Regions from separate parts of the Homo sapiens genome. Here all the other regions are linked to region 1. The links are chromatin loops, found by intact Hi-C in ENCODE. Cell type or tissue: B cell. All regions are shown on one strand. Each heading gives the region's core, and the rest is flanking DNA. Links, peaks and the distances in the headings are about the cores only. Region 1 holds the start of MOB3B (MOB kinase activator 3B). Region 2 overlaps MOB3B (MOB kinase activator 3B). Region 3 overlaps MOB3B (MOB kinase activator 3B).

What was found. A loop is a pair of places that touch in the nucleus more often than their neighbours do. Peaks named below come from ENCODE experiments on the same cell type or tissue, not always from the same donor. Only the 100,000 strongest peaks of a DNase experiment are listed, where the experiment ranks them.
Region 2: it touches region 1 in a loop (5-fold over the local background); 22 of 110 quality-filtered maps call a loop at or near these places.
Region 3: it touches region 1 in a loop (5-fold over the local background); 18 of 110 quality-filtered maps call a loop at or near these places.

What each region holds. Positions count from the first base shown.
Region 1 is chr9:27,528,307-27,536,921 of GRCh38, reverse strand. MOB3B (MOB kinase activator 3B) reads left to right here and starts at 7,108. Exons shown (of 4, transcript NM_024761.5): 1 at 7,108-7,367. It overlaps LOC124902107 (dapper homolog 3-like), which reads right to left and starts at 8,466. Exons shown (of 2, transcript XM_047424279.1): 1 at 8,196-8,466; 2 at 6,222-7,902. The coding sequence starts at 8,466. The coding sequence ends at 6,914. RefSeq lists silencers at 837-1,131, 7,061-7,360, 8,331-8,380. In B cell, for the core only: CTCF peaks have their summits at 6,862 and 7,061 (motif pointing right); DNase peaks (open chromatin) are centred at 7,151, 7,851 and 8,451; H3K4me3 peaks cover 1,880 bases; H3K27ac peaks cover 1,435 bases.
Region 2 is chr9:27,455,839-27,466,772 of GRCh38, reverse strand. The region is part of intron 1 of MOB3B (MOB kinase activator 3B); the gene reads left to right. Among named protein-coding and RNA genes, the nearest start is that of IFNK, 63 kb to the left of the region's middle. RefSeq lists an enhancer at 1,023-1,524. In B cell, for the core only: no CTCF peak of the experiment used is centred there; a DNase peak (open chromatin) is centred at 5,882; H3K27ac peaks cover 1,491 bases.
Region 3 is chr9:27,437,064-27,447,997 of GRCh38, reverse strand. The region is part of intron 2 of MOB3B (MOB kinase activator 3B); the gene reads left to right. Among named protein-coding and RNA genes, the nearest start is that of IFNK, 82 kb to the left of the region's middle. In B cell, for the core only: no CTCF peak of the experiment used is centred there; a DNase peak (open chromatin) is centred at 6,127; H3K4me3 peaks cover 560 bases; H3K27ac peaks cover 1,628 bases.

The DNA of each region.
Region 1 (8,615 bases), core at 6,116-8,615:
CAAAATGAAGGTAATAATACCCACCATCCAAGATCTTCGGGAGGAATAGATGAACTAATGTATGTGAAAATGTCCAGCACAGGTCCTAACCCATAGTAGGTGCTCACCAAATGTTAGTTCCCTGCCCTCCACGTTGTGTGTATCCGGAGCTGCACTAGATGCTGAGGCAAATGGTCTCAAATGTACTTTAACACTTAATGACTGAGATTTTTTCTGAGCTGCCTACAGGTTATTGACTATATTCATTATTAATAATAATATATATGGCCACTTCAGGCAACTGGGGCTAAATTTTGCTTGGCTCTCTAAGAAATGTAAAGAATGCCTCCTGTAATTGCTCACCTCAAGTATTTATTCATTGGCTCTCGTGCTTTATTGGTTGTCCCTGAGGACTTTAGCCCTCTCTCACTGCAGCACAGACACTGTGCTTTCTCCTAGTTTCTGTGGCAAGTGACAGGAGCCCACCTCAAACTAAAGCAAAAGGGACTTCATTGGCTCTTGTAGCTAGGAATTCCAGGGTTGGCACTGGCTTTGGGCACTACTGGATGCAGGAATTCAAACAATGTCTTCAACTCTTTCTTTTGGTGTTTCTCTCAGCTGTGCTTCTCTTGTCGTTTCTTTTTCCCATTTTACAGATAAGTTCATCCGTAACTGAGAGAGGTGAAAAGGGGATGGCTGCAGAGAACTCTGGCTTATATCATCCTTGCTTGCTGACCTCAAGGTCCATGTATAAATTCTCAGAGAAGAAGCCCTCTGGTTGGTGATGCTTGGAACATGCCCTGGAGGGTGGGCCCCTTGAAGTGGAGCTTGCTGGAACCACATGGGCTGGAGCAAGGCGCTAGGGCCAGAAGAGAGAGGTAGGCAGGGCTGCTGGCCAGGCACTCTTCACCAAGACAAGGCAAGAGGAGGGGCATGATTGAGGCAGTGATACAGAAAGCAGACAGTAGAGGTCGTGGCAAGTGTGCCGTTACTTGCTACCTGTGGTTGATGGGAGAGTCACACCACATTTAGGAGGAGAGAATCCATTTGCCACTTCTGACAATGCCACAAGAATCACATATTTCATCCAGAGGTTGAATTTGGCCCATGCTGAGCTTTAAAATACAGAGCTGTCTTGGAACAATGGCTCAGTACATTCATTTGGTGTCCAACAAAGCCTGCCTCTGTTGCCTTCCCTCTCTCTGTGTGCCCTTCAAGATCTTCATTGTGCTTTGGGGAGAGAAAGAGAAAATGTCATATCAGGGTAGCTCACCCCATGTGTCCTGGACTCAGGAAAAGAGTATCTTATCACCTTACTCTTTTGTTATTATAAAAAATAAAGTTGAACGTCTTCAAATAAAATAAAGAAGTATAGAAAAAATTTTAAATTAACCTGTTATGATTCTACCTAGAGAACCATTGTCAACATCTTGGTATATGTACTTCCAGATACTTTCCTATGAATATATACATTGTAGATTTTTTAATATTAAAAGGCTATCATGCTGCTTTGTATACAGGCTTTCTTTACTGATATGTAATATAATACACAGACAAATATACAAATCCTAAGCCATCAACTCATTGAATTTTTATTCATTGTTTTTAATACCTGCATTGTGTTCCATTGTTAGGCTATGTCACAACATATTTAATTAAGCCCCTATTGATGAATATTAATTTACTCTATTTGCCAGTTCATTCCAGTCCAACATTTATTGAGTGTCTACTTACGGGCCAGGCACTCTTGTATTCATCAAGATCACCACATTATCTGTATCAGTTATTTATTGCCACAATAAAACTGCATAACAAATCACTCCAAAATGTAGCACCTTAAAACTACAACTACTTATTATTTCTCAAGAGTCAATGGGTCAGCTGAGCAGTTCTGCCGATAGGGGTCAAGGTCAACACATTTCAACTAGACTACTTGTAAAAAAGAATGAGTGTCTGGGTAGGTGTGTTCTTCTAAAAATAAAACAAGGAATGAGGAAATTGCAGGTAGGATAAGAGGGGTGGTTGGCAACCAAACCCCACAAAAGGCAGACAAATTTTAAGGAAACATAATGCCAGACTCCTATGTCATCATCCAAGTAGATGCAGTGAAGTATAACCTGGGGCGTAGTAGGGTAGGAGTGGGGAGAGCAGAGGAGAAGGAAGGGAGATTGCTTTTCATCACTTTTGGATTCCCTAATAACAGACATGACTGCCAGTATTAAAATTTAACAAAGGATATCTGATCATTAATTTTCCTGTATAAGTCACTGGTGATCTTCAACATCTCTCCCTCCCTTCCTCCCTTCCTTCCTCCCACCCTCCCTTCCTTCCTTCTTTCCTCTTTTGCTTTCAACTTCCTTTTCTCGTTTCCTTTTGCTTTCTTTCTCTTCTCCCTTTTTTCTGTCACTCTGGGCGTATGTAGTAGTGTAAAAAGGTTGACAGAGAAATCAAATATAACAGGAGCAGGGCCCTGAGAAAAGCACCTGGCATCCTGTAGGCAAACCATTGTTTCTAAAAGAAGGGACTGAGAGATTGAGGAGCTCAGGACATTGCCAAATGAACAAGGCAAGCACATTTATTCAGTACCAAACAAACGGAAAACGGCCTTTCCAAATAACTGACCTATAAAACAGCCTTTTCACAAGAGTACCGTAATTACTGGCCAACAGCAACAATGAAAAACAACTCCCAAACAAAGAAATATTTCTGGATTAAAAGCCATGAGATCTGGATTCTAACAAGCTGTGCTCCTCAAACTACAAGTACAAAATCTGGCTCTAAACTAACAAGCTATGAGCCTCAAACTGATGACTGGCATGTTTGGGTCTCCATCTCCTTCTTGGGGGTTGGGGTCTTAGAGACCCTTTTCCACGCCCTGATTCTCTTACTAGTGTGTATGCTTTCCTTTTGACTTCTCATGCTGACCGTCTGAGCAGGAGTGAGAAGCAATTTCAAAGGAAAACATCGTTTATCATCTGCTGAAAGAAACCAAAAAGAACACAGGAAAACAAAAAGACAAGGAAAGGGAATGAAAATGTAATTCATTTTATTAAAAAGAAGAATTATTCTTCTGGGACACTGGATAGAAACCTTAATGAGTTACCTAGCTATCATAAATCCTCTAACAGAGAAGAGAAGAGAAAGAAACAAAGACGGAAGAGGGCAGGATAAAAGAAAGAAAAAAGGAAGGGAAAAATGAAGGAAGGAAGTTATCTATTCATTTCTACAGAGACTCTGCTGAGCAGTAGACAAGAAGACTTGGGAAAAATTTAACTGAAACTTTTCCAAAAATCTTTTCAGAGGGATTTTTTCCCTCTGAAAAGCATCATTAGAGGCTGTTCAATACCCAAGGCAAGCCTCTTTCATATTACTTACTGTACATGAAACACTCATGCAATTGAGGCTAGCCAGAGGCCATTTAGAAATTCAATAATTATTCAACCCAAGGGGCTTTCCAAATGGTGAAGTAGCTTCTTAAGAGGAAATTAATATTGAGCAGTATAGCAAACCTAATTGGAATCTTGAGAAAATAGTTCTGTGTCGTTAGAACAGCTAGAGGCTAAAGAAGATCAGGTTGGATGATACCTTCATTTTTGTCTCTTTCCTTAATTATGATGTAAAGGGAAAAATCTTGTTTATTTTCTATGCCAGGAGGGTAGAGGGTGATTTGGAGAGGTTCCAAGTTTATCAAAATCTACCTTCAGTCTGGCAGTAGAAAAGTTTACTTCCTTCATTTCTTTCCTATAGACATTCAAAGAGAGCTAAGGAGATCCAAAAACCTTTTTTTCTATATTTGCAATGCAAGGCAGTTGGGAATTAATGACTGATTTGTTGGTGAGGGCAGTGGGCATTGATCACAAAAGCAGTAAAGCTGTGTTTCTCAAAGAGAGAAAGTCTCTTTGAGATCTTCATTATTTTACTATTTAGAAGAGAAAGGGGCGTTATATCACGTTGGAAGCATCCATGAGTCACTAGTCTCTTCTCTATCTTTCTATGCCTTTCTGTATTAATTACTTTGAAAGCACAACATTCCAAACCCATTGAGCACACAGTGGTCTGATTTCTCCACTTGTGAAAGGTGCTAAAGTCTCACTGTAGGATTAATTTGGGGGTCCAGGCTATGGGCTTGTAGATATGACTACCTTAGACTTTGGTTCTCCTGGCAACTAACCCTTTTTGGATCGTATCTAAGTTGACCTGTTTCACAGTGAGAGAACTCCTCTCCATTACTCAGAATACTGAGGCAGATCACAAGTGTACCACACCTGGCTAATGTTAAGCCAGACAGAAACATCAGGCTCATCTCTTGAGAAGAAGGGTCGCTTATTAAGGATACAAACTATTTTTTTTTTTTTTTTTTGAGACAGGGTCTCATTGCCCAGGTTAGAGTGCAGTGGTGCAATCATAGCTCACTGCAGCCTCAACCACATGGGTATTTTTAAATAAGAAAAAAATACCATCTGATAGATATGAAGGAGCATTGGGTCACTATAAACAAAACAGATTCTAAGAGCAGGAAGAAAGAGTACAGTCTCTTTTCAATAATTTTTTTTTAAACTTGGGAAAGAACACTCACTCTATTCCTATAGACCAGAAAGCAGATAATTGTCCATTATGATTCCACATGACACTATCTTGTTCAGCTGTCACTGAAACAACTTTGAACACTGTCATATGTTCTTCCCAGCTCCTGAACTCTGACCTTTTTATGCCTTAGTTCCACTTTCACAAAAAGGGATTGATGTAATGTGCATTTCAGAGGAAACGACTATAGACATTTAGTGTCATTATAAATGTTGAGAAGTATGCTGGCAGAAATTATGCCTTAAGATCATATATGGATTCTTGTATGGTTTGAAATTGCTTAAAAGATATATATGATCTCTAAAATGTGTGTGTATATATATATGATGTCTTCTTATATATCTATATGTGATATATTTATATATATATAAATCTGTGTATATCACATATATAAATTTGCTGTTATTTGAATTGCCATTACCTCAGTGCTTAGGGGAAGCCATGCACGTTTGTTTCTTTTCAGTACCCAGAGTTAATTAACATAAGTTATCACAGAAGCTCCCATAAGCATTGAGACAATTTCTCTATACCTGTGACTATTTAAGGTTTTGAAAACAAAACAGAAGCAGGTAAGGAGGAAGTACGCTTTACTATTGAAGATTTATTAGGTACACATTTAGATTTGTGAACTCACATTGCTTAGGATGAAAGGGACTCTTGAGGATGTCTGCTGTTTGTTAGTGAACTGCCTGTAACAATTACAATTAGCACACACATGAGCACAATGAACTGGGTAGTCAGACTCAGCCAAAATGAATAGAAATAGCCTCTTACCAAATTTACTTTGAGTAGCCCTTGGACTCTGAGCACTGCTGCCCAGAGCAATATGACTGTAGGTCCAAGTTTGTCAATGACTATGCAAATGTGCTTTCTTCGCTTTTACTCTATTGTCATCTGTCTATTACAATGTTGCTATGGTGACACCTTTCCAATATCCCTGTGCTTCTTTGGTATCCTCTAAGGGGAAGCTGTAATGAAGTGGCTTGGCAAAAGAATCCTCTTGGAATTTTTTTTTTTTCATATGCTACTGAAAACCAGCATGATTTTCCTCTTATGGGAAATGTATAAAGTATGAGTTGGAAATGATGGAAATTAATCTGTACTGACTTGGGCAAGGAATGTGAATGTTATTCATTCTGTTCCAAACTACCTGAAAATATTCTCTTTCTGTTCCTACTTTCCAGGAGATAACATCTTAAGGGACACTGAAGCTTGTGCGTGTGTGAGTAGAACACGTGCTGGGGGCTCTTGAGCTCATGAGGGAGGGGCTACATGTCGGTGGGGTGATAACTGTATGCTGGAAACAATGATAGGTGGTGACCCTGGAGCACTTACCATGTGACAGGTGTTATGCTAAGCATGTTGTATGCATTCCTTCATTGAATGACAGCTACCTATATTATCCTCATTTTATAAGATGAGGTAACAGAGCTTCAGAAAGGTTAGACTCAGCTGCTATGGGTCTGTCTGACTCTGGTGTTCTTCCTCTTAAAAACTGGGGCACTTTGGAAATGAGATTCCTCGGTGATGAACAGAAATATTGCTTAGCGGCTGTATTTTTGTATCTGGCAGTTTTCCCATATTTGAGTCTTATATTCACAATCGGTATCTTTACATTACACAAAAGTGACACAGAATTAGAGTCATTTAATCCAGGGTTGATATCATTAAGTCATGACTATTTATTAAATGTTTCTTACAATATCTGAGATGATATTGCAAAAGATGTAAGTGATTTTAGAAGTTCTCACTTCGTAGTTAGTTGCAGAAACCTCTTTTGGAGGAGGGATGTTTTCTCTATATATCCTAATTTCTACTTAATATATTTCCACACCTCTTTGAAGTGTGTAGTAAGAATGGTAAAATGCAGTACTTCGTCATTTGGTACAGTTCAATCAATATGCATTAAGATGTGATCATATGGGTAATAGAAAAATGTGAAAGATCCAATTCTTTTTCTCCAGAAGGCAGGAAGCTCATATTTGATTTCTGTTACTATAAACTATAAAAACGTTTCAAATGTAGTTTACCCGTAACCATCACCCTGCAAGGGTGATATTGCTCCCCGCCAATTTACGGAGGAGAATACTGAGGCTTTAAGGTTGTAGATAGACCAAGACCACACAAGTAGAGAGTGGCGGGCTGTGGGTTGAGCTTTAAAATCCAGGTTCATCCATGACTCCCAGTGTGTTCTAGTAAATCCACTAGAATCTGAGTATTTTCCAATGATTTATGCTCCGCTCTGTGTCAGGCAGTTCATGGTATTTTTCAACAATCAGAAAATCCTGGGGAAGGCAAACTGTTTCCCCCTCTCTAGGTGCCTTGGAAGTGGCCGTTGTGGACCCAGAGATCATCCTTTCTGATCTGACACCTTCTTCACTGCCCTGGCCCAGTGTCTTTTCTGCAAGGCTGGAAGCCCCCTTAGACTGGTCATGTCCCATCTCTTTCCGGAGGGAAGATGATCCCAAAGACGACTTTTCTCTCCACGGTGCTGCCATACCGCAGGCGGCCGCCAGGGGTCCCCGCTCGGCGTCCCCGCGAGACAGTCGAGCCCCGGCCGGCTGCGCGGCGCGCTGGGTGCATGAGGGGGCTGCTCCGGAGCGACGGCGGCTGCAGCTGGAGCCAGGCGCTCGCCCGTCCGCCGGTTGGCTCGCCGGGACCTCGCGCACCGGCGGCAGAGTCCCTTGCGTGGATTGGCAAGCGACGCCCCACCTGCCCCGAGCTCACCATTTTCTTTCGCGCTGGCTGCAGCTGACCCGGCGAAGGGAGCCGACCGGGCCCTGGGCTGGAGGTAAAACCCCACGGTGAGTAAGAACCCGCTCCAAGCTAGGGGAGGCGGCGCAGCCCGGTGGCTGCTCGCTCCCGATCTCGCCCGGGCGGGCGGCGAGGTTTGGGGCGCACCTGGGCGCGGGTGCAAGAAGGTGCGGGAGGCGGCGGACCGGTCTTCTGCCCGCCGGCCACGGGCTTCCGGGGCTGGAGTCCTCTTCAGACCCCTGCCGGCGCCTGGGTTTCTGGCCGGCTCCTCGTGTGCACTTCCCGGCAGGAACAAGGGTCGCCCACTTTCCACCCCGGGATCTTGATTTGTCCTTGATTTGAAAAGATATAAATCAATAAGATCGTCCTTCTTTCGGGGTGCAAGACTCCGAGCCCATCCCCAGCCGCGGACGCCTGCAGGGTGCGTGTTGGGCTGTGGGTGGCGGGAAGACAAACTTTTACAAAAGTGCGCCTGGGCTGGGGGACAACGCTTGGGCGTCCTGATCCTGAGGGAGGAGTCTCGGCTTGGGGCAGCGTAGGGGAAGTCCGCACCGTCAGCCAGGTCGCCCCCGGGGCTGACGATGCCTCACGGAGGTGGGGAGCGTGTAAAGGCCGTACAAATCGCGCTTAACTTTGGGGCCAACAACTGTCAAACATCTGGAATCCCAGCCCCTCCCTTTCCCTGAACTGGGGAAGAAGGTGAAAACCCTTCAAGTTTTCTTTGATTGCCCCTTCCCACCTTCAGACCCCTGCTGGGAGGGTAAAGCGCCGACCCCTGGTGCCTGGCAAGTACCAGAGACTCTAAATCTCTCGGGATCCCCCCCCTCGCGCTCTTTCCTGACCCTCTCCCCTAACCCTCCCCACAGAGATCTCTCTACGCAGCCGACTGAGATCGTGGCGAATGGCCTTTTGTTTCTCCGCGTTTCCCCTATTGTTTGCCTTTCCAACATCTGGCGGGGCTTGGGGAGAGAAGGAAGCCCCTCTGGTCCCCCTCCCCGGCCCCCACGCCAGCTCCGGCAGGGGATCCCAGCTGGGAAAGTGGAGGAGCCCGACCCCAGCGAGGCCGCCCCACCCCGCCCTTGTGGTTAGAGGGCGGAGGGAAAGTTGTTCCTTCCCCGCCTCCGCTGCTGCCTGTGGCCCAGGGCGCATTTCTCAGATCTCAGCCCAGGCGCGCCGCAAAGGCTCAAATCCGAGAAGGTGCTGCTTTCGAGACAGTGGAAGCGCGTTCCGCCCCAATCCAGAGCGTCCAGTGGTTGGTTCCAGAGGATTTCAATCTCTAGCCAAAGGCGTTGGGGCTG
Region 2 (10,934 bases), core at 4,800-7,299, 69 kb after region 1:
TCTTGTGATAGTGAATAAGTCTCACGAGATCTGATGGGTTTATCAGGGGTTTCTGCTTTTGCTTCTTCCTCATTTTCTCTTGCTGCTGCCGTATAAGAAGTGCCTTCTGCCTCCCACTATGATTCTGAGGCCTCCCCAACCATGTGGAACTCTAAGTCCAATTAAACCCCTTTTTTCTTCCCAGTTTTGGGTATGTTTTTATCAGCAGCATGAAAATGGACAAATATAGTAAATTGGTACCAGTAGAGTGAGGCGTTGCTGAAAAGATACCCGAAAATGTGGAAGTGACTTTGGAACTGGGTAACAGGCAGAGGTTGGAACAATGTGAAGGGTTCAGAAGACAGGAAAATGTGGGAAAGTTTGGAACCTCCTAAAGACTTGTTGAATGGCTTTGACAAAAATGCTGATAGTGATGTGAACAATAAGGTCCAGGCTGAAGTGGTCTCAGATGGAGATGAGGAACTTGTTGGGAACTGGAGCAAAGGTGACTCTTGTTATATTTTAGCAAAGAGACTGGTGGCCCTAGAGATTTGTGGAACTTTGAACTTGAGAGAGATGATTTAGGGTAACTGGCGGAAGAAATTTCTAAGCAGCAAAGCTTTCAGAAGGTAACTTGGGTGCTGTTAAATGCATTCTGTTTTAAAAGAGAAACAGAGCGTAAAAGTTCAGAAAATTTGCAGCCTGACGATGCAGTAGAAAAGAAAAACCCATTTTTTGAGGAGAAATTCAAGTCGGCTGCATAAGGAGCAAGGAGCCTAATGTTAATCCCTAAGACCATGGGGAAAATGTCTCCAGGCCATGTCAGAGATCTTCATGGCTGCCCCACCCATCACAGGCCCAGAGGCCCAGCAGGAAAAAGTGGTTTTGTGGGCCGGTCCCAGGATCCCCGTGCTGTATGCAGCCTAGGAACTTGGTGCCCTGTGTCCCAGCCATTCCAGCTGTGGCCGAAAGGGCCAACGTAGAGCTCAGGGTGTGGCTTCAGAGGGTGGAAGCCCCAGGCCTTGGCAGTTTCCACGTGGTGTTGAGCCTGTGGGTGCACAGAAGTCAAGAATTGAGGTTTGGAAACCTCCCCCTAGATTTCAGAAGATGTGTGGACATGCCTGGATACCCAGGCAAAAGTTTGCTGCAGGGGCGGGACCCTCATGGAGAACCTCCGCTAGGGCAGTGCAGAAGGGAAATGTGGGGTTGGAGCCCCCACACAGAGTCCCTACTGGGGCACTGCTTGGTGGAGCTGTAAGAAGAGGGCCATCGTCTTCCAGACCCCAGAATGGTAGATCCACTGACAGCTTGCACTGTGCACCTGGAAAAGCCACACACACTTAATGCCAGCCCATGAAAGCAGCCAGCAGGGAGGCTGTACCCTGCAAAGCCACAGGGGTGGAGCTTCCCAAAATAATGGGAACCCACTTCTTGCAGCAGCATGACCTGGATGTCAGACCTGGAGTCAAAGGAGATCATTTTGGAGCTTTAAAATTTGACTGCCCTGCTGGATTTCGGACTTGCATGGGCCCTGTAACCCCTTTGTTTTGGCCAATTTCTCCCATTTGGAACAGCTGTATTTACCCAATACCTGTACGCACATTGTGTCTAGGAATTAACTAGCTTGCTGTTGACTTTGCAGGCTTATAGGTGGAAGGGACTTGCCTTGTCTCAGATGAGACTTTGGACTATGGACTTTTGGGTTAATGCTGAAATGAGTTAAGACTTTGGGTGACTGTTGGGAAGGCATGATTGGTTTTGAAATGTGAGGTCGTGAGATTTGGAGGGGCCAGGGGCAGAATGATATGGTTTGGCTGTGTCCCCACCCAAATCTCAACTTGAATTATATCTCCCAGAGTTCTCACATGCTATGGCAGGGACCCAGGGGGAGATAATTGAATCATGGGGGCCAGTCTTTCCCATGCTATTCTCGTGATAGTGAATAAGTCTCACGAGATCTGATGGGTTTATCAGGGGTCTCTTTTTTTGCTTCTTCCTCATTTTTCTCTTGCTGCTGCCATGTAAGAAGTGTCTTCCACCTCCCGCCATGATTCTGAGGCCTCCCCAGCCATGTGGAACTGTAAGTCCAATTAAACCTCTTTTTGTTCCCATTTTCAGGTATGTCTTTATCAGCAGCATGAAAATGAGCTAATATAAAAAATAACTTTTTAAACAGTTTAGAAAGTCATTTCTGTTATCAGAATACAGAGGTTGTAACTGGATTATAACCAGGAATGTAATGTGTTAAATGTAGAGTATTTATATGCTATTCTGAAAAGTGTTTGAGGGATTAGTGGGAGGGCATGGTGGATATAATTTGCCCAAATTCATGAAATAAGCCATATTGCATTAGATTTATTATATGCAAAAAAATACTGGAACTCCCTCAAAATATTAGGGTAAGTGTGTTATAAATGTTGGGGAATATTGTTAACTCATTATCAAATCACTGAGGTTAATATTATTTCTTTTTGCCTGAGAATTAGAAGTCCACCCAAATTAAGCAAGAATGAAGCATTTTCTTTCTTTCTTTCCTCCTATGCAGGGCTTCCATTGCCACCGTGCCCCCCACCCCTACCACCTCCTGCCTATTTCTTATTCGTAAACACACATTTGCATTGAACTGAATCATTTTCTGTTTCTCACATCATTTCTTGATATTAAGTCAAAAGTCATAGTTTCTTTTATCAGTCACTATGTCAATAACCATATAATTGTTTTCCATTTGTGAAGCACTTTCACTGGCAATATCTCTTCTAATTTTCACAGTAACCTTACAATAAAGGTAAGCACCATTAACCGTTATCCTTATTATTTTTTTCTTTTTTCTTTTTTTTGAGACAGGGTCTCATGCTGCTGCCCAGGCTGGAGCACGGTGGTGCAATCATGGCTCACTGCAGTCTGGACATCCCCAGGCTCAGGTGATCCTCCCACCTCAGCCTCCCAAGTAGCTGGGACTACAGGCGTGTCCCACTGGGCTAATTTTTGTATTTTTTGTAGAGATGAGGTTTTGCCATGTTGCCTAGGCTGGTCTCGAACTCCTGGGCTCAAGCAATCAGCCTGGCTCAGCTTCCCAAAGTGTTAGGATTACAGACGTGAGTCACTGTGCCCAGCCACCATCATCTTTAAAGAAGACAAAACTGAGATTCATAAAAAGTGTCTGTTCAAAGACATAGCCAGCTAAAGTCATTGCCAGAATTTGAATCCAGGTCTTTTGAATCTAGACCGCGAAGTTTCCAGAAATAGATCTCTTCTGGAGTGGCACATGACAATGTACATAGGGCTAGGTCTCTGTTTCTCCCATTTCCTCCCTGACCCCCTTAGGTGTACCCCAGAACTTCCTCTGTTTTGTTTTTTTTCTTTAACTACCCAACTGTCTAAAGAGGCACTTTTAAGTAGGTGGTAAGAGGTTTGGAGTCAGCTTGGCTACTTACTGGTTCTGTGATCAGGATATAGCTTCAATCTCACTGTGTCTCAGTTTCCTTAAGCGTAAATTAGGTATAATAATAATAATACCTATTCATAAGGTTGTGAAAACTAAAATAAATAGGAAGTCCTTAATAAATACCATTGTTAATATTATATAATTAGAATTTTAGGCATCCTAAGATAGATTCTAGGTGACTGGTCTCTCAAGAATCTGACTCTCTAGTAAAACTTGTATCATAATATGATTCAAATGATGAACATGATGATAGCAACAACCACTATACTATATTCAGTACTTGCTAATGCTAAGTGTTTTACGTAAACTGTTTGAATTCTTGCAGCAACCCTGCAAAAGCTGTGTGCTGTTAGCCACTGGGCTTTAGTGCCTCTTAATCTTGCCTGCTCTTGGTGTTAATTTTACCTATCCCCTGTCAAACTTAAACTTATGATCTTTTGAAAATTCAAACTGTATTTTCGAATTTCCAGTCTTCTTGCCCATTTTGTGTTCTCCACCTTCCTGCAAAGATCTTTTGCAATGGTTCCAGATGTCATACATAAGTTCTCATGGTGCTAGGGCTAGAAATTTTTCAGACTTTGAGACTCAAGTTCACTTAGTGGCTAAGAGTAAACAAGTCTGTTGTCAGTTACAGGATCCAACTTCCTTGAATTTGAACCTTTTTCCTTTAAGACTTTTCCAAGAAAGGATTGACATACGCTGTTTCAAAGAAAAAGAAAGGGTAACTGACAATGACCTTTATCCCAGTATCCACTGAAGGTTCAGAGTGATATCATATCAGCTGATATACACCCATGCTTTATAAAGTAAAAATACTTATCTCAATATCCGTTCAAGGTTCAGAGTGACATCATATCAGCTGATATACACTCATGCTTTAAAAAGTAAAAATACTTACATTTTTTACCTGCCTTAATTTTTTATTTCAGCTATAACTTAAGCTTTATCTGTAGTTCTCATCCCATCCCCCATTCTTCTACCCTCACCTGACTTAGATATTGTTTTTTTCAATTCACGTGTCTTTCTTTAAGCCACAAAAATGAATATTTTCCAGCTAGTCTAAATATCTGGAAATAATATACCAAATCTCTCACTGACTTAGAGAAGTTTCTCTTTCTTTTAAAAAAAATCAGTATAATCAGTAGGATGTCATTATAAGATTTATAATCTTTATAAGATTAAATAGGTCATCTGAGCTTTTATCCTGTAATAATTTTACTTTACTATTTATTTTTACAACTGCAGTAAGATTGGATCAACCCTGCCCAAGGTTTGACCAAAAGGTCTTCATCTTTGTCATTGTTGGGAATCTAAGCTAGTTGGTACTGGTGTCCAGAAGGAACATTATTCTCTTTATTTCAGAAAACATTTTTTAAAACTCTGTCTTTTGTTCCATGGACTGTCAGTAGGTAATGTTTCAAACCATACCAAACAAATCCCACTCTTTTCTTTTACTCTTTCCATTCTTTCTCACCACTAAGTGTCCTCTTCTGAATGATGATGAATCATTATAGGTTTTTGCTGAAAACACCTGTGCATTCATCTATTGTAGCTGTTGCTGCTGCTACAGTGTATAAGGTTACAGGTAATGCTTTCATTTTGGCACTATTTACTTACACATTTGATGCTAGAATGTCTGCACTGATGACCAAAACAATAAGCCTGTGAAACAGCAAGAATGCAATTCAAACGACCATTGAAGAGCTAGAAGATGAGCAGAATAGTCCTGTGACAGACTTCTGTACGGTTACACCTATTTGTACTAACTTCATCTGTGTTCAGAAATAATGTGAGCATTCTAAGCTCTGAAACCATGCATATCTTTGAAGATTAAAATGAGGCAGCAAGGTTTCTCCCAACTAATGTAACAAAATGCAGTGATATGACAGCTCAAAGTTGAGGAGTTGAATTCGTTGGGGAAAAAAATAGCAAAGCTGCTTCTCAGGCAGGAATCTCTTCCATTCTGGGGTTGTCCTGTGGGCAAAGATGGCACCTACTAAGTAGGCATAAGGTAAACAGTGCATAAGGGCTGATGGAATTGCATCTTAGGCACATCCTTTATTGGATCCTGGAAAGGTCAGACGATGTTCATTTTATGATACACACATACATACACCCCTCTAAAATAAAAACCCAATCTACTTTAATTCAATATTTGGGAAGTGGGAGGACGATTCCAAGGACTATTCCAGCTATAAAGAGAACAATATAGTGGGAAAATGAGAAATCAGACTGGTCATTCTTTGATTCTGAAGAGGTGGAATTTCAGATAACACAGAGGAATGGAGCAGCTCATTTGAAAGAAAAGTTGAGCTGAAGTCTTGTCCTTTCAGGAGGCAGACTTGTTACTTCAGGGTATCCCAGCGGCCTCAGTGAGTTGGCAGTGAGCTTACAGATTGACATAGAGTCCCCAAATAACTGAAGACAGGAGATCCACTTTGGTTCCTCTTTTGTGGTTTCACTGTGATGTAAAATGTTCGTAATTCACTGTCATTTACTCATTCATTCAGCAAACATTCAGTTAAGTCAGCTCTGTGCCTGGCAATGAAGATGACACTAAACCTCCTTCATGCGGGGTGTTTCTGGGGCATTTCTCTTATGGCCTTCCTATAGGAAATGAATCATCCTGGCAGCTGATCCTGCCAGGAGGAGTCCTCCACCTCACAGATAAGATATTGAACTGCCTTTCCTGCAACTGGTATCAGCTTCAGTCCCTCTCCTTTCCTAACCCCCTCACCCTTCAGTACCACCAAGGTCTCTTAGAGGTGGGCCTGGCTAGAGAAGATGGATCTCTCAGGAGTGACTGGGAGAGTTGTTTTATTTCTTCCTTATCCCTGGCAAGGACTCTTTGATTTCTCAACTAATGAGGCAAAAGACATCAATAGGAAAAGAAAAATTAGAACTTTCCTTGCCAGTGCGTTGCTTAGCTACCTTGTCAACATTCCCTTGCAGCCCAGCCGAATTCTCTCTGCATGTTTTTATAGTGCACATGTTTTATTGTTATAATTGATCTATTAGGCAGAAAATATGGAGAGCACATGGAACTTCTGTCAGTTTTGTGCTATTTATTTAGATTTCTGTTTTTCTCTTTCCAAAGACCTCACCCTTTATTGTCCTGTTTCATCCCTGACCTAAGTAATACTCTGAAGGAGTCACATCAGTATGCATGTTGGTGCATTGAACTTTATAGTATTAAAAGCAAAAGTCAATAACTAACCTCAAAACTACATACCAAATTGTGAATTCTTCATAGACAGGGACCACATTTTTATGAACTCTATGTCCTTAGTGCCTAGCCCTGTGTCTGACACATAAAAAGCTTTTAGTAAATGTTTATTGATCAAATGAACCATTGGTTTCAAATATTTATTAACAACCAGAATTGTCATGGGTGCAGTTCATGACATAGAATTTACTTTCCATTTCTACTTAGAAGGAAAACTTTATGACTTTTTTTTTTTTTTTTTTTTTTGGAGACTGAAACAGGACAGAAAATAACCACTGTGTTGTTGCTAGTGCTACAGTTTATTCAGCCAAAGAAACCTTTCTGCTTGAGGCCGCAATAGCAGCAGCTGCCCTCTACCTGGCATTTATGAAAAGGTATTCACTGGAGACCTCCTAGGTGCTGGGTGCTGGGCTATACAAGTCAGTCCAGATCAAAAGACCTGGTCATTGTCACCATCTGTCAAGGCGATTGTATTCAAAACAGTATCTCTCATTTTTTTTTCTCGAACATACCCACACTCAACTGAAGACTGTTTATGAAACAATCTGTTGACAAAACAATAAATGGAAGTTTGTTTATTCATTCCTTTACTCAGCCAGGCAGGCAGCCCTCCAACCCAGCACTTCTCAGATCATATACTTTTGAGATTTTGTTAAAATGCACACTTAGATCTACCAGGTTTGGGGTGAAGCCTGAGAGTCTACATTTCTAACAAGATCACTTAGTTAGATCAGGCCTTGATGCTTTGAGTGTCATCCATGGACCAGTAGATTCAGTACCACCTGGGAGACTGTTAGACCAGCCTAATCAGAACCTGCATTTTAACAAGATCCCTGAGTTCACATTGGCTAAGCACTGTTCTAACTATTTGATTAGCCCACAGCATAAATTATGGGCAGGGGTCCCAAGGGGGCTCTGGGCTGGGAAAGTAAGTCCAGGTGCATTTACAGTTCCCTTTTTAATTTCAAAACTCTCAGGTACCTGCGCCAATATGGCATCTCACACTCAGGAAAAGACACAGATGGGTGCCTCTTTGTTCTGTCGTTCAGTGGCATGATACATCTGTTATTATCCATCCTGGATTGCCATTGTCTTTAAACATGGGGGGGGGCCTACCTGATCAACCTATTTCTTCTTAAGAAAGCTTCATTTTAGATTCAAAAGTTTGACCTAAAGAGACAGCCTCATGTCTGACCATGTCAGAATCATTTACAAATTTGAATCAAGCACTAGGAGATCTGAGTCTCTGTTTCCTTGTCTGTAAAATGGAGATAATACCACCTGTCCTTCCAGTTCAAGAGACTGGTATCAGGCCAGAGCGGGAGGATTGCTTGAGGTCAGGAGTTCAAGACCAGCCTAGGCAACAAAGTGAGACCATGTCTCTACAAAATACAAGATAAAATACTTAGCCAGGCATTGTGGCATGCACCTACGGTCCCTGGTACTTAGAAGGCTGAGACAGGAGGATCGTTTGAACCTGGGAGGTCGAGGCTGCAGTGAGCCATGATCACACCACACCACTCCAGCAGTGGCATGATCATGGCTCACTGCAGCCTCGACCTCCCAGGTTCAGGTGATCTTCCTGTCTCAAAAAAAAAAAAAAAACATATCTTCAAATTTGTTATATGAGTATCTCTAGAAGAAAAATTCCCAAATTTCCAACAGTGTTTTAATATTTATTTAAATATTTGCGAGTGCCAGTCCACGCAAGGCTTTATGATGAGGAGGATTTGTTGTGATTATTCGGTGTTATTCACATGCTCCCGTCAGAGGTGTCAGAGGGGTTTGTTGATGGCATCCACAAGAGCCTGGCACAGGTGCGGAGGAAGGTTTCCACAATGGTGTCCATGCAAGCAGACACTCCTGGCTGAGGGAAAACAGAAGGATTAGTGGCACCAAGGGTATGTATGGCCATGAAAGAAAGTTGCTCTGAGGACTGTGGGCATTGATGGTACCCTCATTATCAGATTAATAGAAGAGCAAGTCTCATTTGTTCAAGACATGAGGGGGCAGCTGTTTGGTGGTTACTGTTTTACTGTCAGCAATTAAGCATTTGAGACATAGAAGGACTATTGTCTGTTTTTTTAAAAAACAAGTCCTCACCACCCTTTCTCTGTATTTCCAACCTTCAGCTCATTCTTTTATTTTGGAAATTTCCTTCTAAAACCCTCAGGTTTCTTAAGCCTGTTTTCAGGCAAGCTAAGTCTCTTTTAGGAAGGTATTCTTTAGGAAAAGAGATCACTCCATTCTTTCCCTAGACTTTGCAGAGTTTCTGTGTTGATATCCTTACAGGTGCTATTCCAGGGTACCCAGAAGTGTGATTTCACAGACTGTCTCAGGCAGAAAGTTTCATGTGACCTGCTTTTCCACATGGATCTCTTTGGTGGGGAGTGGGTCAAAGGTCAATGTCCTGTGAATAGGAAAAAAAAAACCCACCTTGCGGATATGGCATTTCAGTGAAAACCTGTTAGGAAGAGGGTGGGGTTAAGAGGGAGGAAGTGAGCAGGCAGAGAGCCAGAGGCCTTGGGACTGGGGGTGGGGCGGGGATTCCACCGCCTGGTTAGCAATTCTGAGCGAAGAGCAGAGTTGATAAGGGGGAATCAGGATGTCTTAGGTATATTGGCCTCAATAACTTAAGGTTGAAAGTACCATCAAGCCCTGTTTGAGTGTGGAATGGCAGAACCCCTTACAGGCAGGGAAAAAACAGTTAGTGGGATCATGCTCCAAGCCCATTTTAACAGATTCCGTGTTGGGCTCTTCTGAATCTGGCCACAGCTGTTGGCTCATTTTGTTGGGGCTTGACCTATGAGTGGATCAGTTATCTCCTCTCTATTTCAAGGCCACGGAACATAGCCTTCACCTCCGACCAATCTATACAGCAGTCTTTGGGGAATATGTGGATAGAAGCTTTGGGGAAAACAAGCTTTGTAAACCAGTAGGAAAGACAAGTCGAAGTCCATTACTTTTGGGAATATATGGCCATGTAGAGAAAGCATTTGCTAGGAGTCAACAAACTGGATTTCAATCTAACAGCATGCTCCAGCTAGCTATGGGATCTTGTTAGGCAAGTAATTGTATCTCTTGGAGACCCAGGAAGAATGATACCCACTATAAATCTATTAGACCTATTATAAATCTATAAACCTCAGCAGATTTTCGTGAGGATCAACAAGTTAGTGGAGAAGAGGGCATCGAAGACTTCAGAGCTGTGCCATCCAGTGTGGTAGCTGTGAGCACCTATTTAAGTTTAAATTCATTAAAATTAAATAAAATGTAGAATTCTGTTCCTCAGTCACATTAGCCACATTTCAAATGCTCAATAGCCACATGTGGCTAGTGTGTACCATATTCAACACCATAGATATAACACATTTGCATTATCACGGAAACAGAAAGTTCTATTGGACAGTTCTGCCTCAAAGTGCTGTCTAAAGTGTGAGATGAAGGGTATAAAGGACGGCACATTGGAAGGTGACAAATACTGTCATAGTTAGGAATGTTTGGCAAGAAACAGAACCAACTCAAGTTAGCTGAAATACAGTAAGGCTTTGACTAATTCAGGAAATGTGAATGGATCCCAAAAGGCATGAAGCATAGCTAGGCTTCAAAAGGAATTGGAACCAGTTTCTAGAAGATTATCAGGATTAGTTCTTCTCACTGTCTCTCTTTTTCTCTTGTCTTCCTCTCTCTGTGGCCACTTAGGCTCTTGTCTCTGTTTCTCTGTGTATTGGCAGCCACCTTCTCCACCTTCTCCTTTTCCTCCTCTTCCTCCGTGGCTCTGCAGACCAGCTTTCTCAACTGCACTACACACGGTCCAAGCAAGATTCAACCAGACCCAGTTTTCATCACTTCTCACCCAATGCCACATCACTAATGCCCAACCAAGGCTGAGTCCTGATTCCAAATTCCCAGGAGAGACATTCTTATTAGCCAGCTTGGTGTGATAGCCACCCCTTTTCCATCATCTGTATCTAGAAGGATGGGGGAAGTGTCCCCATGCCTACTTAATAGGAGTTGTTGGGGGGTGGGGCTCTAAAAGCTAGCACACGTGGGATAGGATCAGGCCATTGATCAACATGTTCATCCTTAACACCTTGGAAAGGTCCACTAAGCCTATGATCACACAAAGAAGAGCCAGTAGAGATTTGACAAAGGCCATGAACAAAACAAGTGTGATGCCTTTTCTTCTTTAGTTATTTGCATGGTTTGCATCAACAGTACAGAGTCACAGGGCAGTGGCTTAACCCCCATGCCCATATACCTGGATGGAGAGTGGGCACAGCC
Region 3 (10,934 bases), core at 4,957-7,456, 88 kb after region 1:
GCCCTGCACCTGATGCAAACTCTACTGGGCCCTTACTGGTAGGAACTCTAAGATTCTGTTCCTTTAAAGAACTTGCCTCCTGTAGATTCTGATGCTACCCAAGTTTATTCAGTTGTCTATTCTTGGAAAACATGCAGAGACAGCTGAATCCACTCCCTGCACCCCACTGGCTGCTGGAGAATTGATGGTCTATTATGATGGTCACAGTTCCCCACCACAACCTTGTGAACCCAATACTGCAATGACTTGGTGGCTGAATTAATGAGAACAGTGTTAAATAACCACCCCTGCTCAACAAATCCCAAGAGATACCTCTGTTTAGGGCCTCCAGTGTGCAAAGAAGCAGAAAGGAAGGGGAGTAAAGGCAGGAGGCCCTTAGAGGGCCTGAAGACTGCTCTGTAAGTTACAGCTAATTACCTGCTGTCCGGACCTGCACTGGATTCTCCATTACCTGTGCTATGTAATTTTAATGGGCTGTATCTCAGGTGACAAGTTGTTACATCTCAGCACCAGCTGGGAAGGGAAATGGGATATGTGATATTCAGTGGAAGCCAGAGATTACAAACAAAGGCCATAATAGGGTGGGGATGGGGGCATCTGCTGCTTTTATTCCATTCGTCATTTGTCATTTGTAGCCATGGCATCCTTCCTTAGTCAACGAAGCCTGTACTGTGGAGGTCAGTAGAGCTTGGAGAGGCAGGCTGTCTAAGTGTCAAGCTTTAAGGGGTGTATCAGCAGGGCCCTGACACCAGAGGGCTTCTTTCTGCCCTCCCCACCAGTGCCCTGCCTTGCCTCTAGATAGAGAGTATGCAGATACTTATATGATGTCATTTTGCCAGAAGGCCAAATTATTAGCCTGCCTTACACCCCCATGTGTGGAAAGTGATTCACAAGCTTTTCCTTCAACGAACCTTTGTAGGCATAAGGACGTGTGTTATCTGCAAAGGTCTCTGCAGACAGGACCTTTGGGTGTTATATCTTAAAAAAAAAATTCATGCTAATTTCCTATTCTAGTGAATAATTCTGTCCATATTTTCTTTCACATAATCATATTTTCCCCTTAATAAATGGGATGCTCTAGGAAGACTAGCTAGTTTGGGAAGGGGATGGAGTAGTTAAAAGGAACAGAAGTGTTAGTTTCTGTTAGACCTGAGTTTGAATTCTGATGATGATTTTACTAGCATAATTTTAGTCTCTCTGAGCCTGTCTTCTCATCTGTAAAATGCATATACAGGTACCTGCTTCATGGAATTGTTAAGAATATAAAATAACATGCTACGTGTGAAGCCCCTGACACAATGCTAGGACATAGAGCAGTAAGCTTTAAACGTTAGTTCCCTCAGTATCACAGCCTCAGTGTGATACAATAGACTCATCAGGTAAATCAAGGTTAGAAAGAACTAAGGATCAAAAGTCCATAATTATCTCAAGCATTTGGCTGTGGAGTTGATCATCCATGTTCCCTTCATCTTTTGCTATAGCTTGGGGAACAAATGAAAGGAAAGGTAGACATTCATGGGATGAGATTGGCGTTGCTTGGCCTTGACAGCTAGAATCAGGAAGGAGTCTCTAATAGAACTTTAGAAGGCATTTCACAGGCATAGCACAAGTGGCCTGCACAAAGCCAGTTCCATCTTCTTTCTGCTGCAGGATGCAGCACCCAGCATAACATTCGGTATAAAGTAGACACGTGGTGAACTACTACTGTAGTGCAAGTGTAAATGAATTGAAGGATGCCACATAGTTCATATTAAAAAAAAAGATGTATTCCCAAAAATTGGGAGGCAGTTGAATTTTTTGTCACTTGGCTAACATCTTCATTTCTCTGAGAGTTCAATATTTAAACAAAACTTGGCGAAGAGGCCTTTTATTATGTGAATATCTCCTTAGTGATGTGTCTAACTGAACCTTAGTTCAGGCCTTTTGTGATTAAAACATTCGTCGTCACAGAGACTGGAGCCAGAGTTGTTAGTTCTTTCTCAGGAAAAGAAATAACCATTATTCAAAAGCAGCAATAGGCTTTTGATGTTTCTACATCATCCAGCCCAGGTCGTCAGGACTGGAGAGCAGCGAAGAATTAAGGGAGAAGCTGCAGCCAAGAGTCAGGTGTTCATTGTGTTGCCCACCCCCTGGATCATATCCCTTGACAATCCGCCGGCAATGGGAGGCTCCTGCTTAGTCTCTGGTGCAGCTGAAGATTACCCTAATGCCTGATGTGACAGCACAGTGGGGCCTCAGTGTCTGGGGACCACTGAGAATTACTTGTGGATCACTCTCTTCAATACCTCCTTGATTGCTTGACCCAGCCTGGGAATTCTACTACAGTTAACAGGAAGAAAAGAAGTTGCTAAATATTGCGGACTTACCTATTATGGCCCTCAGATAAGCCATCCATATTTGGCATCTCAAAGTGGAAAAGAAAAAGCCTGCAGCCAGGGGCATTTGTCTTCCCATGTTTTTGAAGAGAAATGTGAGCAAATGTGTCAACGAGGTACCAGAGTCGCTAGAAACTACCTGTGGGCAGTAGCTGTCAAGGCACATGGGATGGCTGCTGGCTTTTTTCTGTTTTCCAGAAATAGTGTAAAGTCCCAGAGCTCATCTTCAGTTCTGATTTAAATCTGCTCCTCTCCTTACGTAAGCTCTCCCTATGTAAGCTTGGCAAACCCTGAACTTCTCTGAGACTACCTCCCCATCTAGAAGGTGACGTGGGAAAAATAATAATACCTGCTTTGTAAGGTTATCAGAATTAAGTGACGTAATGCACATAAAGTGCTTAGGATGTTCCTGGTAGAGAATTAAATGCTGAAAAAATTTTAGCATAATTTCCCTTTTCAAAGTGATATAAAAAGGAAAAACCTCTGATTTATTACAGCTTTTACTGCTTGATTACATAGGAGAATTTTGCCTTCAGTACCTTTGCACATTTATTTACCAGCTGAAGAAAAAATGGAGAGACGCTATTGATCATGTCACAGTTCCAGTGATCTCAGAAAAGAAATAATTTTTTACATCCATTAGAATATCAGTTGATCAAAATTTGAATACCAACTAAGAGTGATACATTCCACTTTTAAAATAAGGTGGTAATTCCAAAGCTTAAAATACAGTAATAATTATATTAACTAGCATTTATTACTTATTCTGGGCCAAGCAATATGCTAGGTCTTTTATTATATTTTTTCTAATCCTCACAGCAGTCCTGGTTAACCATCATTATTATTATCCCTATTTTCAAATGAGGAAACTGAGATAAATTTCTTCTTTCAAAGTCACCCTCCTAGTAAGTGGTTGATCCAGGTTTAGAATCCAGACTTGCCTAACTACAAAGCTACAGAGTTTTTTAAGCTGCATTTGATGAAATTATAACCTTTCCTCTCTCTAAAAACATAATAACTTAAAAACAAGATGAAAGTAGTGTCTATAATTCCCTGTTTTCTGGAAATGATAAAGATTAAATTGGGATAAAGTATTTCTTTTCAAGTAGAAAAATTTAGGCCCACTTTTTCATATATGTACCTATTTAAAGTACAGATGTACTTGTGAAGATATCTTTATGATTAACTTGAAAAAATTTACTGCCTTCCCTTCTAATACCCGAGCTCCATTTACAAATGACATCTGAAGAGGTGGAAGAAAGCAGGTTGATGTGGGGTATTTTATCTTTTCCTTCCTTCCTTCCTTTCTTCCTTCCTTTCTTCCTTCCTTCCTTCCCTCCCTCCCTCCCTCCCTCCTTCCTTCCTTCCTTCCTTCCTTCCTTCCCTCCCTCCCTCCTTTCTTTTTCTTTCTTTCTTTCTTTTTCTTTCTTTCTTTCTTTCCTTCCTTCTTTCCTTCCTTCCTTCCTTCTTTCCTTCTTCTTTCTCTCTCTCTCTTTCTTTCTTTTCCCAGAGGACAGGGGTTGCAAAGGCAGAGGTTTCCATTTACTGGAATGTCACAGGAGGTGCAGAACATCTGCCATGGCCTTGTGCTCTTGAAATATTATGCCATATAATGTTCTTAGATGGGGCTCAGAGAGAACATGCTGTGGTTGATTATGATATCTGCATAGGTGCAAGACTAAAGAATGTGTATCATACATATGCCATTCATGCTCTTCACTGTTCTGAAAGGATAATTATTGACAGCCCAAGGAGAAGGCCAGTCATGTGTACATTGGTTTTCTGAAGTCTAACAACTACCAGGGCTAATAAAGCTATTGGGGCATGATCAGGAAGTATGCTAAAACCAAACCAAAATGTTACCTTCTTATCAAAACCCTGATGGTGAGTCTTGAAATCAGAGTGCCCAGCCCTTGGGGCAACTCAAGGTGGGTGTATGAGAATAGAAGACGGTCCAGGGTATGGTCTCTAAGATGATTAAGAAATTGAAAAGTAGGGGTTCCTGATTGGACTAACTTGAATTCTTCAGGAAGAGGGAAAAAGTGAAAAGCTGTAAAATCATAAAGGGAAGATGGCAAATATGGTTGGGTATTTTCCCCAACTAAATCCTGATATTTAAGAATACCTTTCGCAGTTTGAGAAGGTTCAGTGATAGACCAGTAAAAGAAAGGAAGAAATCGTTTATGTATGTTTGGAAACTTAAAAACTTGTTACTTTCAGTGTGGTATAGACTACAAATAATAGAGTACAGGATGAATAATGTAATAGAGATCTGGACTACAGTCCCAGAGTGAGCTATTGGGAGAGTTGATGTATATTTGGTGGCACGTTCCTGACTGTTGAGCTTGGTGTCAAATACCCTTAAGCTTCAAGATGCAGTGGGAAGACTAGACATAAGGACTGGCCCTGCTGCTTTTCAGTTGTGTCACGCAGGGCAGTAGTTCTCAAAGTGGGTCCTAGACCAGCAGCATCAGGATCCCTTGGGAACTTATTAGAAATGCAGTTATAGGCTTCACCCTATATTTAGTGAATCAAAAATTCTGGAAGTGGCCCAGAAATCTGTGTTTTAAAGCTCTGTAGGTAATTCTGATTCAAGCTAGAGTTTGAGACCCACTTGTCTGGGGCGAGCAAATTCTGCCTGAGCCTTATTTTTCAGATATATAAAATAATGATACTAACACTTATCCCACAGGGCTGTTACTTTGAAAAAATTATTTACTTGAGACATTGTGGTTATGGTAGCAGATGAGACAGGCCCAGACCTCATGGAACTTACATTTCAGTCAGGAAAACAGGCCCCATGCCAGATGGTGCAATGAAAGGAGCTAACGTGGAGAACTAGCACAAAAGTGCTGAGAGAGCTCAAAGTCAAACTGGGCTGGCAAAGCAACAATATAATATTATAACAAGAGCCGGAAGCCACTGCCACCTTAGGCTTGCATGAGGGAAGTCAGAGAGGGTGTTACCAGGGCTCAGGAGCCAGGGGCAAAGAGGGGAGGTCCCTTGGAGCCAAGGTGAATAGCAGTACTGCCTGACCCGAAAGGGCAGGGTGGGAGGTAGAAATACCTGGCTGTCTGCTTCCCTCCTCCAGTCTCCTGCCAATGCTTCCCACTGTCTTTGGCAAAGGAGCCTGGGAAACACGTTTTGCTGAGGAAAGATAGAGAACGGATCTGAGAGCAAGTAGGCAAATAACTGGCTTATGGAGAAAACAGATAAAACGCAAATAAATATATGACATAATGTCAGATAAGGATAAGTTCTATGAAGACAATTAAAGTAGGAAAACGGAATTAGGATGCTGTAAGATTTAAATAAGACAGATGAACAACAGTCAGTGCTCCTCAAATTTTCTGTGGTTTCAGAACCCCTTCATATTCTTAAAAATTACTGAAAATCCTGATCTTTTGTGTATGTGGGTCATATCTAGCAACAGCTAACAATATTAGAAATTAAAACTAGGAAAATTTAAAAATATTTATTAATTGAGAAAGTAATAAGCCCATTACATGCTAACAAAATAACTTTTTTTATGAAAAATAACTACATTTCCCAAAACAAAAAAATTTTTGAGTAAAGAGAGTAATATTGTTTTACTCTTCACAAATCTCTTTAACGTCTGGTTTAACAGAAGGCAACTGGACTCATATCCGCTTCTGCATTTTCAGTCTATTGTGGTTTATTGTTTTGATTCATGTCAGGGCTGACATGAGTATGTGGTTGGAAAGGGGAGGATTTTGTGTACCTTTGAAAGGGTCCTTAGGGATCCATACAACACTGAGAACACTGCTGGGGTGGGGAGGGAGTCCTTTGTACCTAGTAGGCACTAGACTATGTTGGTTGAAACAAGACAAGCGACAATTGCATTACGAATTTCACAATATAGTAGTCCCCCTTTATCTATGGTTCTGATTTCCTCTGTTTCAGTCACCTGTGGTCAACTGTGGTCTGAAAATATTAAATGGAAAATTCCAGAAATAAATGATTCATAAGTTTTAAATTGCACACTGTTCTGAGTAGCATGATGAAATCTTGCTCTGTCCTACCTGGGACAAGAACCTTCCCTTTGTCCAGCATACCCACACTGTAGACTCTACCTGCCCATTGCTCATTTAGTAGATATCTGGGTTATCAGTTAACCTTTGCAGTATCACAGAGCTTGTGTTCAAGGAACCCTTATTTTCCTTAATGATGGCTCCAAAGTGCAAGAGTAGTGATGCCAGCAATTCAGATATGCCAAAGAGAAGCCATAAAGTGCTTCCTTTAAGTGAAAAGGTGAACATAAGGACTTAAGGAAAGAAAAAAATTGTAGGCTAAGGTTGCTCAGATCTATGGTATGAATCTTCTGCCTGTGAAATTGTGAAGTAAAAAGAAATTTATGCTAATTTTCTTGTTGCCTCTCAAACTGCAAAAGTTATGGCCACAGTGCATGGTAAGTGCTTAGTTACGGTAGAAAAGACATTACATTTGTTGGTGGAAGTCATGAATCAGGCCGCACAGCAGGAGGTGAGTGGCCAGTAATGGAGAATTACTGCTTGATCTCAGCCTCCTGTCAGGTCAGTGGCGGTGTTAGATTCTCATGGGAGCACGGACCCTATTGTGAACTGCACATGTGAGGGATCTAGATTGCTCACTCCTTATGAGACTCTAACTAATGCCTGACGATCTGAGGTGGAACAGTTTCATCCTGAAACCAACCCTAACCCTGCTGTGGAAAAATTGTCTTCCACAAAACTGATCCTTGGTGCCAAAAAGGTTGAGGACCGCTGCTTTATGGTATTTACCCACCAGTACTGATGGCATTTCACATCAGTATTCACAGTTATGTGGTCTCCTTATCACAGAGTTTTTGGGAGCACCAAAGGAAAGATGCTAATTGATCTTTAAAAAAAAAATGAATCTTCTGATTTCCTTAGCACTATGTTCACCCTAACCTAATGAGCTAATTCAGACTAGATGCGTAACTGGTGGGACTTGATACACACACAGAAAATATCTTAAAATTGAATGAATATTTTATAATTATTGTGCCATACATTAGAGAGTGGTGGACCACCACCAGTTATTCACCTTGCAAATTTTATGCAACAAATATTCAGGCTCAGGAGAGCTTTCTATAATATCCAGGTCAGAGTAGTCATGAATTTCTTCCCATCATCCATTGATACGTATTCTTATAGAGTACCAAACATCAGCCAAGACCCAAGTAATACAGTAAGGTAGCTATTATGGAAAAAAAAAAAAAAGAAGGAATCATTTAGAAAGTATTTGTTCTCAGAATTATTATCTATGACTCTGCTCTTTCCATCTACATAGATAATTGAATTCAGCATTAACTGAGCCCCATGACAAGGGCACTGTGATGTAGTTGAACATCAGTCAGCATTAAAGAGACATGGCCACATTGCTTCAACCTGCAGATGGGCAGATATGTATTGCCCACTGTGGACAGACTCATTTCTGAATGGGATTTATAGAACATCTTATGCTACATGAAATGTGTTTTACTGCTAGGGTGAGACCAATCTTACACCTGCCTTGCTAACCAGGTTTTGTCATATCTAGATTTTGTTTTAGACAGTTACTGTAATAATGATGTCTACCATTTTCTCTCCACTGTAGGTTAACTAGGTGCTTTACATTGCTACCTTACCTCTCACAACAGCCTTACCCCCCACCACCGGGCCCACCCCCAAAGCATGACAGGCAAAACAGCCTTTTGCCTGTTTTCCCAATGAGGGAACTGAGCCTCGGAGAGGTTACAAATGTTGCACAGGTCACAGCTTATAAAGGTCCATAGTAGGTCTTTCTGGCTCCATTCCATTTTTTTTGCTATGCCAGAGACATCTGTGATAGGAGTATTCTGGGCACATATATGCATACCTTTGCATAAAACACAAACATGAATATATTCAAAGACAGCATGAGAGGGGGAAAAAGTAAAAGGATAATTTGAAGAAGCAAAAGGTTTTGCTTCTCTGTGACACCAAAGCATGAGGTCCCTGCAGAAGAAATCCTGCATGGATGAAATAAAGAGATTTCAAGTCATGGCTTTGCTACTTTCTCATTGTGTCTTGAATACTTGGAATTTGACTCATGGTCTGCTGAAACTAAAAAGATTTGTGCCAATGGTAAAAACCTCCCATAATAAGGTAAGACAGATGAGATGGTTCAATAATTTGTGTTTATGGTGAATGTTGAGTGTGTATATGTATGTGTGTATGTATGTATGGTATGTCTTTTAAAGATAAAAGTCTCACCGGCTAGGAAGAGAAGGAGGAAAAAAATAAATGATTATTAGAGTATGACAACTAGCCTTGTAGTTTCACAATTAAGAAATGAGCAGACCAATATAATTCAATGTCTGTAACATTTAATTTCCAGTCCAGTATATAAAGGTAGATTCTGTTTGCCTTTCCTCTTTACTCCTCAGTCTGTTAACCTTGTTTCCTCCCCTGTAACCTCAGGAAACCTAGGTCTTCAGGTTGCTGTAAGGTCTTAATAGGATAATGCATGGGACTTTGCGTGTAGAAAATGTTCAATAAATATTCACTAATATTATTGCTAATAATATTGTAAGTACCATATTTCTGCAAAGGAGCTGTTGTGTTTTTCTCCCATAGTAGAAGCTACACATATCAATAAACCGTTGAGGCTCCCAGAAGTAAAGACCCCAGAGGCCCTAAGTCTCTTTCAACAGGTAAGGTCAGTGGTAGGTTCCTGGACTTGCTGCTGAGGTGGACTTTTCGGCCATGGTTTCTCAGTCACCCCTCAAGGAGTTGACACTTTGGGGCCCATGAAGTTTTTTAGCCCTAAAACATGTTGACTCTTTAAATGGCTGTGGAATCTGGCTGCCCTTATCAGTCTACAGCGACTCACGGGGCTGATTGGACTTCATGTTATTTCAGGCGCCGCAAGTGTACGTTTCATCTCTTGCAGCTCCTTGTCCTCCCAACGGTGCTATCCAGCAGCTGCCCTTTGAGGAATGTCCTTTAACAAATATGACCAAAACTGGAGCTCAGGTTTTTCACATGAAGTATTGTAGCCTTTATAACAAACTGGCAAGGAGACATTATCAAAGTGAACTGTTAAAATTACCCAATAAATAGACCTACAAGGTCCTCTTGCCCCAGCACTTTGCCCATCTGCTAGGTCTCCTTCAGGCACCTGCCTCATCCTCTTGGCTGTATCAGGGGTCCTGAGCCTCCTTCAGCTGAAGGGGACCTCCTACCACCAATTCAGCAGTAGCAGTTCTGAAGCCTGTCACAATCTCAGACTGGGCACGGTAATTTCAACAAGGAGCAAGTAAGAGCTCCCAGACCTGGGTAGGAACAGGGCTTTGAATCCAGTTACCTTCCAGCTGCTAGTGCCCTGAATTTACTGTTAGAGCTTTCTCTAAGGTTAACTCTCTGCTCCTTTGCCCATGCTGAAGCAGTAGTATACGGTAGGGTGACGATGACCTTCCTTAAAAGATTTCTCAGTGCTCTTGGCTATTTATAGTTACTGTTACTGCCATCTGTGAATCCAGCTTCTAAAAGGTAAACTGGTTCGTACCACAATGTCTTCGTGGTGTTAGTAAATATGAGAAGGAAAAATGCATCCTGGCATATTTGCATGGGAAGCCTTAACAAGAGGCCCCTTTTCATCTAGTCCAGCAGTCTTTCTCCTTCATTTGAGAAATAGCAATGTGGTTTCTATGCTTTCATAGCTTTTGGGTGTGTCTTTGTTTTGAATAGGATTTAGCAAAGTCATTATCTCATGCTTTAAGAAGAAGTTTCCAGCCTAAAAACACATCAGTACATTTTTTAACTGACATGATAAAAAACTGAAGCCCTCTTCCCTTGGAGATAAGCCCTGTCAAATATAAGGCAGGCAGATGTGTCCCTGTGGATGACTCTCGCTTCTATTGTATAGCTCACTGCTCATAAATAATGAATTTGACAAATGTAAAATGCATCAGTGAGTTTCAAAAGGAGGGCTCTGGTGACAGTGTTGCACACTTTGTAGCAGTTGAAGGGAGACATTTATCAGCTGTTCCCTTTTTGGATTTTTTTAATGTCCATCAGCTAGATTATATTCGTCATATTCATCAATGACCAGTAATAAATGGATTGCTTATAAATAAATAAATGTGCTAACAGAGCTATGGCCCCTTGATTAGCACAATGTCCAATAAAGATAGGAAAGTTGTCATTAGTAGGACTTGAAAATTACCAAAAAGGACGAAATTCAATGAATACCTTTATAATTATATAATAGTCCCAAATAGGTCAGAGTTTAGAACATTAGAACTATTTTACTTTTTCCTCTAGTGGTCTCTGAGATTCTAAGAGGTCTTAATGCCAAGAAGGGCACAACTGTAGCCCATTTCCCACAGAGCAAATAATTTATTTTCTTAAAAAACATAGATCATATTAACTATCTACTTTCTAAAGTGCAGTATCTTCCCACTACAACCAGAATAAAATCTTAAATCCTTACCTTGGCCTACTGGACCCTTTGTGAGGAGGCCCCTGGCTACTTTTGCCATCTCCTCTTTCAGGATTTCCCCTTGCCTGCTGG